2 separate regions of the Homo sapiens genome follow, and region 1 is linked to region 2. Evidence: chromatin loops called from intact Hi-C (ENCODE). Cell type or tissue: heart right ventricle. All regions are shown on one strand. Links, peaks and the distances in the headings refer to the core of each region. The heading gives the core; the rest is flanking DNA. Region 1 has its middle 110 kb from the start of MIR563. Region 2 overlaps LOC107986064 (a long non-coding RNA gene).

Region 1 (5,380 bases), core at 137-5,136, 78 kb before region 2:
GCCAGGTTGGTTCAACATATGCAAATCAATGTGATTAACCACATAAACAGATTTAAAAACACAAAACATACTATTGTATTAATAGATTCTGAAAAAGCATTTGATAAAATCCAATATCCCTTCATGTTAAAAAACCCTCAACAACCTAGACATCAAAGGAACATACCTCAAAATAATAAGAACTATCTATGACAACCTCACAGCCAACATTATACTGAATGGGCAAAAGCTGGAAGCATTCCCTTTAAGAACTGGAACAAGACAAGAATGCCCACTCTCACAACTTCTATTAAACATATTATAGTACTAGAAGTCCTAGCCAGAGCAATCAGGCAAGAGAAAGAAATAAAAGGCATCCAAATAGAAAAATAGAAAGTCATTTCTCTTCACTGACAGTATGATTTGATACCTAGAAAACCCCATAGTCTGCCAAAAAGCTCCTAGACCTGATAAATGACTTCAGCAAAGTCTCAGGATACAAAATCAATGTGCAAAAATCAGTAGCATTTCTATACATTAATAACACTCAAGCTGAGAACCAAAGCAAGAATGCAATTCCATTTACAATAGCCACACACAAAAATAAAATAAAATAAAATATCTAGGAATACATCTAACTAAGGAGGTGAAAGATCTCTATGAGGAGGACTACAAAACACTGCTAAAAGAAATTATAGATTACACAAATGGAAACAAATGGAAAAGCATCCTATGGTCATGGGTTGGAAGAATCAGTATTATTAAAATGCCAATATTGCCCAAAGCAATCTGCAAGATTTAATGCTGTTCCTGTCAAACTACCAATGTCATTTTTCACAGAATTAGAAAAAAACTATTCTAAAATTCATATAGAGTCCAAAGCAATCCTAAGCAAAAAAAAAAAAAAAAAAAAACCAAAGCCAGAAGCACCACATTACCCAACTTCAAATGATATACAAGGCCACAGTAAGCAAAACAGCATGGTACTGCTACAAAAATAGACACATAGACCAATGGAAGAGAATAGAGACCCCTGAAATAAAGCTGCACACTTACAACAAACTCGTATTCAACAAAGTCAACAAAACTAAGCAATGAGGAAGGACACCCTATTCAATAAATGGTGCTGGGAAAACCGGCTAACCATACGCAGAAGAATGAAACTGGACCATTTACCATATACAAAAATTAATTCAAAATAGATTAAAGACTTAAATGTAAAACCTCAAACTACAAAAATTCTAGGAGAAAATCTAGGAAATATTCTTCCAGACATTGGCTTAGGCAAAAAAAATTATGATGACCTTAAAAGCAAATGAAACAAAAACAAAAATTGACAAGTGAGACCTGATTAAACTAAAGAGCTTCCACACAGCAAAAGAAACTATCAGCAGAGTAAACAGACACCAACAGAATGGGAGAAAATATTTGTAAACTATGCATCTAACGAAGGACTAATACCCAGAATATATAAGGAATTTAAACAAACCAACAAGAAAAAAAAACATCAAAAAGTAGGCAAAAGACATGAACCAACACTTCTCAAAAGAGGACATACAAGTGGCCAACAAATGTTAAAAAATGCTCAACATAAGTCATCATCAGAGAGACTGCAAATCAAAATGACAATGAGATACCATCTCACACCAGTCAGAATGGCTAGTATTAAAAAGGAAAAAAACAACAGATAATGGCAAACAATTTTTCACCACTTTTTAAAAGTAATAGTTTGTTTTCTCCTCCCTTCCCCCACCACCCTCACCTCAACCCTTGACCCTTACTTCCAGTTTTCTGGGGGTATTGGGTTGTCCTGTTCTCTTCTCAGAGGCTGGTGGGAGGACCTGTAGTTGAACATTCAGAACTCATTAGGGCCTGGACCAAGCAGAGCCCCAAGGAAAGGGGAAGCAGGGAAACTCATTCTCATCTGAATCCTCATCTCACATCAAATTACTCCTCAAGCCTGAACTGTGTGGACACTTTTCCAGATGACCTGAGGGCACCAAAGCAGCCTTTCAGTTTCAACTTCATTCTTCCCTCCCTCCCAGCAAGTCCAGGGTTTTCCGCCTGACCAGACGTGTTTTGCAATGAGGTGCATGAGTGTTGCTTTCCTCTCTGGCAAACACAGCTTCTCCTTACACAGTTCAAGATGTTAGTAAGTGCTATTAATTGGGAGCTAATTTGCATACTTTATGGATTATTTGTGGTTTGTAGCTAAGGGGATCAGAGCTTGCACACACAACCCCACCCTACCCACTCCTGTAGGGGCCTGAATTACCCCAGTCTGCTCTTCCATGCTGAGGGAGGGCAAGGGAATAACAGATTTATCATGCTAGGGCCCAGGGCACCCTGGAAATGGAGCTGACACACTCCCCTGAAATCCTGCATGACACAAAGGAAGCCCTTCTGTAGCACATGACTGGGAGGCTGGCTGCATGACATAGGCGCTGTGTGATTTAGTCCGGAGATTTTTGCCAGCACCCCTGCCCTGAGTCACGCAACCACAACCATGCTGGCATTAGAATTCTGAAGAGGTTTTTCAGCTTTTTGTTTCGGCTTTTTTTTTTTTTCATTATTAATCTCGGCCCTTAAGTGCTTTGTGTTTATAATTAGTCATAAGCCTTGGGATGGCACCATTCGCATCATCGTGCAGGCGTCCGCCCCCTTGCTTGCCCAAGTGCTGTTAATTAGCCCTGCAAAGATAGGCAAGCCTGATTGGCAGCAGCTTTTGCAAAAGACTCCCAGCGCTCTAGGCAACAAAGAAAACCATCTTAGCATCTCAGCATTATGGCTGTCATCTGGATTCTTTGCTTTCTCAGTCTGCCGCTGGTGAGGATTTCATGGATGCATTTATTTATTTTGAAATGTGAGCACCAATGTTTTGGCAGAAATTCATAAACCTATGTGAAAGTAATGTCCTGTTTGAGATTTGTCACAACTCTTAGGAAGGGATAGAACAGGGGCAGGAGCATTCACTTTTACATTAAGAATGGGGCTTACAGTTTGGAAAACTGCTTGACAGTATCACTAAAGCTAAACATAGACACACGCTATGACCCAGCAATCTCACTCCTAATTCCCACAGAAATGTGGCATGTGTTTCCCTGACAAAAGTATTAAGATGTACCTAGCTGCACTATTTGTAATAGCCCCAAACTGGAAATTGCCCTAATACCCATCAATAATATAATGAATTTAAATTGTAGTAAATTCATGCAATGGAACACTATACAACAATAAGAATACAAACTACAATTACAACAATATGGATGAGCCTCATAAATGTAAAGTCGAACAAAAGAAGTTAGACACAAAAGAGGATATATTATGGCATTGTGTTTATATAAAGAAAAAAACTGGTTAAAAGTAATCTATGCTATTAGTTCAAATAGTGGTTAATTTGCAGGAGATGGGGTAGTAGTGACACAGAGGGTTTCCTGGGTACTGTTAATATTCTATTCCTTGATTTGAAGGTTGGTTATAACAGAGTGCTAATGTATTAAAATGTATTGGTTGTAAGCTTATTTTTGCACTTTTCTGCATGTATATTATGCTTCAGTAAATAGTTAAAGAAAAAAATGAACTAGGAAGTTTTCTTCAGTAGGAAGCTTTACGGTTGATTTTAATAATTTAGTAATTGCAGCAATAAGGTTATATGGGCCTGGGATGTGGTATCCTAGAGAGAAACCTGGGTCTGCATTGAGGGTGGGGCTCCCTTTTCCATGGGCTGTGGTTCTGAAAGCCTAGAGAGCCATCTTAGCAGCATCTCAGAGAAGAACTCATGTAAAAACCAGATAGATGATCTGAAGAACTGTAACTATGGAAGAGAAAGTCAGAAATCAGAGACAAAAGGGATGTGACTATGTGTAAAATTTACCAGATTCATCTCCAGGGCATTCTAGACATGGGGTCTAGGGCCTGAGAGCGTCTCAAAATCCTATACAATTTTCTGAGGCCTTGAAAAATGTATGATGACTCCAAAATGCAAAACAGAAAATTACATAATTAAAATCAATAAATGTTTACAAAACAAGGATTATATCAAGTAATTCAGCATTTCTTAAACATTAATAAGCATACGAAACACCTGGGGATCTTGTCCGACTACAGATTATGATTTAGTAGATCTGGGGTGAGGCCTGAGAGTCTACATTTCTAACAAGCTCCCAGGTAATGCCAATGCTTCTAGTCCCTTGACTTTGAATAGCAAAGAAATAGTTAATTGCAGCTCAACTGAACTCTTCCATAGTTATAAATATAATTTTTAAAAAAACAACAAGAAAATAAAATGAATGGCCAGGCTCAGTGGCTCACGCCTGTAATCCCAGCACTTTGGGAGGCCGAGACGGGTGGATCATTTGAAGTCAGGAGTTCGAGACTAGCCTGGCCAATGTGGCAAAACCCTGTCTCTACTAAAAATACAAAAATTAGCCGGGCATGGTGGCAGGCATCTGTAGTCCCAGCTACTCAGGAGGCTGAGACAGGAGAATGGCATGAACCCAGGAGGCAGAGGTTGCAGTGAGCCAAGATTGCACCACTGCACTCCAGCCTGGGTGACAGAGAGAGACTCCATCTCAAAATAAATAAAATAAAATGAACATTTTATTTTTATAAAATTCAAAATAAAAATTTTATGGTGATAAAAATATGCATAAAATTTACCATTTTACCCAATTTTGAGCATATAGTTCAGTGGCATTAAACACATTCACACTGTTGTGCAACCATCATCACTATTCATCTCCAGAACTTTTCCATCTCTTCAAAATGAAACTCTGTGCCCATTAAACAATAATTCCCTATTTCCTTCTCTCCCCAGCCCCTAGCAACAACCACTATTCCACTCTCTGTCTCTATGAATTTGACTCCTCTAGGTGCCTCATATAAGTAGAATCATGCAATATTTGTCCTTTTGTGCCTGGCTTATTTTACTTAACATAATATCTTCAAGGGTCACTCATGTTGTAGCATGTGTCCAAACTGGATTCCTTTTAAAGGCTGACCAATATTCCATTGTATGTATGTGCCTGCTATGGTCTGAATGCTTGCCTCCCTCACAAATCCCTAAATCCCTATGTTGAAATCCTCACCCCTAAGGTGATGGTATTAGAAGGTGGGGCCTTTGGGCAGTTATTGGATCGTAAGGGCCATGAATGGGATTAGGACCCTCATATTAATATAAGAGACACCAGAGAGATTGCTTACCCCTTCGACCATGTGAGGACACTGAGAAAAGATGGCTCTCTATAAAGAGGGATCTCACCAGTCACTGAATCTGCTGGTGCCTTGATATTGGACTTCCCAGCCTCTAGACTGTGGGAAACAAATGTCTGTTGTTTATAAACCACCCAGTCTATGGTATTCTGTTACAGCAGCCTGAATGGGCTAAGACAATACCACATTT
Region 2 (5,380 bases), core at 155-5,154:
TACAGTTTAATTATCCAAAACTAGAACCCAATTCCTCAAAGCAACCGAAATACTAAATGTATATTTTTATATAACCCTGTCAAAATTTTCAAAGGTAAAATCATAGGTAACAATAATGATAGCTGATATTTATTGAGCACCATGTGCCAGACACTTTGGGTTTGTTTTTCAGAATAATCTTGTCATTCAGGAATATTATTTCCTAATTTTTCCAATGGAGAAAATAATATTTTAAGAAATTTTCTTAAACCAGTTTTTTAAAACATCTTCTCAAATATTTAGTCAAACACCAAGTCAATTGAATTCTCTTTTGGAAAAGCTTTAGATGTGAATTTGGTGGGACATTAAATCATTAGAGATTCTCCCTGAGAGAGCTAGATCAGGTGGTCAATAAATCTTCACCAATTTAAAGATATCAAGTTTGACCACAGCTGACTGATTCTTGGTGAAACTGAAATGCAAGGTGCAGATAGATATACCAGATAGATTTACCAATCTGATTCATTATATTTCCTGTTATTTGGGTTTCCACCATATGCCTATATTTTTTTCCAGGGGGCCATGATGCCACTGGCACCACAGGCATGCTGGTACAACATCTGCTTCACCACTGCCTCTCTCAGTCTGTAACTTCTGGTCCTCCATCACTCAGGCATGGCTCACACTCAGCTTCCTACTGGAGCAATGCAAGTCTTGAAAACTGGCTTACACATCCAGAAAGTTGACGTGCAAGCAAACCAGGACCCTCCTGTTGGCCAGTCTTCCATTTTCCTTACAGCAAGGAAGACTCATTAGAAAAAGAACTTTAGGTCAGAAAACCCAGAGCCAAGGAAAGAAATTAGGCAAGTTACACTGGATCAGGAATTGTGGCCCCGCAAAGGGAATTACAGTGGGCTGGAGAGAAGGGTGTGCCTAGTACCGCTGGAATGGAAGGAAAGAACCAAGATCCTGTGCTGTACTCTCTGCGTGCCCCCTGTCCTCTTCCGTGCCCTCGCTACATGTCTCTGCCCTTTTCTGTGTTCAGGGGGCTGACCTCAGTAGACTGCATCACCCAGGCTTGCTAATCAGTTTGGCTTCTGATTGGACACAGGAATGAGAGGTCCTGGCAGGCAAATGGAAGGTAGGAAGAGAGAGAATTCGGGGTATTTCTTCCCTCTCTCTCCCTCTTTGCACCACATCTCTGGCCTTGTCTGTGTCCTTCCTGGGGTTACTTGAGCCCAGGAAGTCAAGCTACAGTTCCTCCATGGCTCTAGCTCACAAAAGCTCTAGTGACACTCTCCCTTCCCTTTGCACTTTCCAAGCTGCTGATCTTTGGATGCCTCAAATCCCGCTTGTTCCTTTAACTTGGATTATATTTCTATATAAGCAGTTCCTTCATTAAGGAGTTTTCATTTGTACCATCTGGGGTGAACTTGGTTTCATGCTGCGATTGTAGGCACCCAAATGATGCACGTGTACTTGAAGAGGCTGGGCAAGGGTGTGTCAGAAGACCTAGTACAAGGAAAACTGGGGTGGGATTATTTGGGAGCTGGCTCTGCACCAAAATATAAGTGCCAGATATTTTCCAATTGTGGTGCTGGCTGAGCCCAACAGATGATTTTAGGAGGTCTTATGTATCATCCACCTATTTTAGTAGCCTCTTCCTCCCGTATAAGAATAACAAAACCCTCCTTTTATATGAGAATGAAAAGTCCAAGCCTCTTAATGTCCTTGCTGTGGCCAGTGAGGGCACCATTATTCTGGAACAGGACTGGAAAAATTCTCACAAGTGTTTTTGCTTTTGCTATGGCCCCAAACATTGCTGCCTGCCCTTTCTAGTGTAGTAGTTAGAAGTATCAGTGCTAGAACTAGAGTGCCTTGGTTCAGACCATGGCTCCATGCCTGGCTAGCCCTGTGACTTTGAATAAGTAGGTAATTCCTCTAGGCCTCAGTGTTCTCATCTATAAAATGGGGATAATAATGAAATTGGGGCAAGAAGTAAATGTCCTGTTACATATAAAGCTCTTAGCACAGTGTATGATGCCAGCAAATACTTTAAAGATGTTATCTCCACTACTTACATAGCCACATGACCCTGGGCAATTTACTTAACTTTCTATGCCTCCATTTCCTTCTCTGTAAACTGGAATAATAACACTGACGTCCTGGGTTGCATGAAAATCAAAAGGAAGAAAATGTCAATGAAAGTATTCTAGAAACAATAAAGCATCTTATCAATGCAATGTCTTTTTAAAAAATATACAATCATAATTGTCTTAATTTAAAAACTAGCCAGGGCCCCAAAGCAATGTTTCAATAAGCCTTAGCACCAATATCCATAACAAGATAGAGGAGAAAATTTAATAATAAGGTCATGAGAAGGTCTTAAAGAACAGACCATTTAAAAAAAAAAAAGGTCAAGAGAACTACTGAGAAAGGGTATTGGTTTCATTCTGAGGCTAAGTAGTTGCTGGAATGTTATTTCCACCACAATATATTATCCAAATTAACTGATCATTAAGCCAAGTATGAACGACGACTATAAAATACAATGGATCAGATGCACTGAAATAGGTATAGTCACCCCAGAAGAACTCTTTCCAGAGGTCCCCACTCCTACTTTCCAAGCATCCAGAGGGGGCCACTCCACCCTTCAGAGCAGCATACCTCCCTGCCCACAACTGCCCACACCTGCCTTCATTCATGAGTGCAGACAGTCACAGTCCAGGGCCTATTGCAATGACTTTGTTTGGAAGACTAGTCTCTCAAACTAGACTACTTTTGTCTTCTTGCCCTTCATTCTCTCCCTTTTCCTTCCTAATAAAAGCATTGATGTCATGGTCAGGGTTTTAACCTCTTACTACTCCAAGTACGATTTGTGGACCAGCAGTATCAGTATCACCTGGGAGCCTGTCAGAAATGTACAATCTTGGGCCCCACCCTAGACCTGTTGCATCAGAATCTGCATTTTAACATGATCCACGGCTGATTCATATGTTCATTAAAGTTTGAGAAGCACTGTTTTCTTCTTTCTGAAACTCATACTTATCTTGCAAGGTTATTGTGAGGATTAAATGTATTCAAAGTGCCTGGCAAATAGTAGGTGCCAAATACGTTATCATCTTCCTTCAGCCAGCACCTGGCACTGCCCATGCCTCTGCCTGAGCCCTTCGTCCTGGCCTAGGCTCTGAATGCTGACCTTAACTTGCTTTCTCAGACTTGGCCAGTGCCCCAGATTCTGACCTCAGCTTTTCCCTTAGAGTCCCTGGCAGGCTGGCTGTGCCCTGTTGCTATACTTTCCACTACTCTCCACTGACCTACGGCTTCCCCAAGCCCCACCTTTTTTGGCCTGTCCCTTCTTGTGGATACCTAAGACCCCACAGCAGCACTTATTTTAGTCATGTTGCCATTGCTCAAAATGGCCTTGGAACTGCTCCTTGGAATTTGTCTTCACAGCCTCACACAGTGCCCAGCCCAGCATAGGCACTCAACTAAATATTCCTTAGTGGAATGAATGAAGAACAAGGATTTGCTTCATAGTGGGCCATGCTGTTAGGGTTTAGTATCTCCCTTTGGGGATTCTCTTTGCTTTTCCTTATTTTCACTTTTCTTTGGCATCCAAAAAGTGTGATACAGAAGTCTGAGATTTAATGTTTACCTAGGAAAAAAGAGCCAAGGAGAATGCCTGACCTGTTTAGATTCTAGGCCTGAAGCCTCTATGCCAGGGAGCCTTGTGTTCCCACAGGGTCCAGCCCTGCTCACTATGATTCCACACTGAGGCTTGAGAACATATTGCCAGGAAGTAATAAAATGTTCTGGTCCTGGCCTGTTCCTCTATGCTTAGGTCACTGTAGGCCGTTGATGTCCTGCCAAAATCTCCTCACTAGCCAATACACACTGTGCTACGACTAAAAGCTTCTACCTGTGACCTTCTTTGGACAACTGCTCTTGAATGAGCTGTCTTACGTAGAAAAGCTTGGTATGCAGCCAATGACTGATGGATATAGGGGCACAAAAGCCTGGTCCCCCTGCCTCAAGGTGGGACAACTCCATAGTACAATTTGCATTTGCACTCCAGCGTCCCCATGGATCAAGTCAAGGCTAGAATTTACCTGGGAACACATCCCTGCTAGGCTCCTTCCCCTGTCTCGCCTGCTTCTCTCACTCCCTTAGAGCTTCTTTCCAGAGCATCCCTCAATACATTTGGTGTGCCTGAAATTTGTCTCAGGCTCTATTTCTAATCTGAGACAGTGCTCTTGGGATATATGAATGAGCGGCAGGACAAAATTCCTATTTTCAGGATCCCAAGCACCATGTCAACACCAGCTCAACATGACTTACACAGGGGTCTCCTCTCCACTTTCATCAGCCTACAGGGCACCAGAGCCAAGTCCAAAGGTGAGGGATGAGGATTAGAGCTACACTGTCTAAAATGGTACCCACCAGCCTAAGCAACATAATGAGACCCTGTCTCTTCAAAAAAAGGTTTAAAAATTAGACAGGCGCCAGGTGCGGTGGCTCACACCTATAATCCCAGCACATTGGGAGGCCAAGGCAGGTGGATCACTTGAGGTCAGGAGTTCATGACCAGCCTGGCCAACATGGCAAAACCCCATCTCTACTAAAAATACAAAAATTAGCTAGACATAGTAGTGTACACCTGAATCCCCAACTACTCGGGAGGCTGAGGCAGGAGAATGGTTTCAACCCAGGAGGTGGAGGTTGCAGTGAGCTGACATCATGCCACTGCACTCCAGCCTGGGCAACAGCGAGACACCATCCCCCCCCCAAAAAAATTAGCTACACATGGTGGCAAGCACCTGTGCACCTGTAGTCCTAGCTACTTAGGAGGCTAAGGCTGGAGGGTCACTTGAGCCCAGGAAGTCCAGGTTACAATGATCTATGATTGCACCACTGTACTCCAGCCTGAGCTACAGAGCCCTGTCTCTCTTAAATAAATAAATAAAATTGTACCCACTAGTGACAGGTGGCTGCTTAGCACCTGAAATGTGGCTAGTGCAAATGATTTCATTTAATTATAATTTTTTAAAACTGATAAGTTATTGGAAAACTTTTTTTTTTTTTTTTGAGACTCGCTTTTTTTTTAGTCTCGCTGTCGCCCAGGCTGGAGTGCAGTGACACGATCTTGGCTCACTGCAACCTCAGCCTCCTGGGTTCAAGTGATTCTCCTGCCTCAGCCCCCCGAGTAGCTGGGATTACAGGTGTGCGCCACCATGGCTGGCTAATTTTTGTAGTTTTTACTAGAGATGGGGTTTCACCATGTTGGTCAGGCTGGTCTCGAACTCCTGACCTCAGGTGATCTGCCTGCCTCAGCCTCCCAAAGTGCTGGGATTACAGGCATGAGCCACCGTGTCTGGCTTGGAAAACTTTTAAACATGTT

Evidence for each region. Peaks named below come from ENCODE experiments on the same cell type or tissue, not always from the same donor. Only the 100,000 strongest peaks of a DNase experiment are listed, where the experiment ranks them.
Region 1: a loop joins it to region 2, with 3 times the contacts of the local background. A loop is called at or near these places in 2 of 110 quality-filtered maps.

What each region holds. Positions count from the first base shown.
Region 1 is chr3:15,980,076-15,985,455 of GRCh38, reverse strand. No RefSeq gene overlaps it. Among named protein-coding and RNA genes, the nearest start is that of MIR563, 110 kb to the right of the region's middle. In heart right ventricle, for the core only: no CTCF peak of the experiment used is centred there; no DNase peak of the experiment used is centred there; H3K4me3 peaks cover 701 bases; H3K27ac peaks cover 1,339 bases.
Region 2 is chr3:15,901,827-15,907,206 of GRCh38, reverse strand. All of the region lies in intron 2 of LOC107986064 (a long non-coding RNA gene), which reads right to left. Among named protein-coding and RNA genes, the nearest start is that of MIR563, 31 kb to the right of the region's middle. In heart right ventricle, for the core only: no CTCF peak of the experiment used is centred there; DNase peaks (open chromatin) are centred at 3,216 and 3,836; H3K27ac peaks cover 2,049 bases.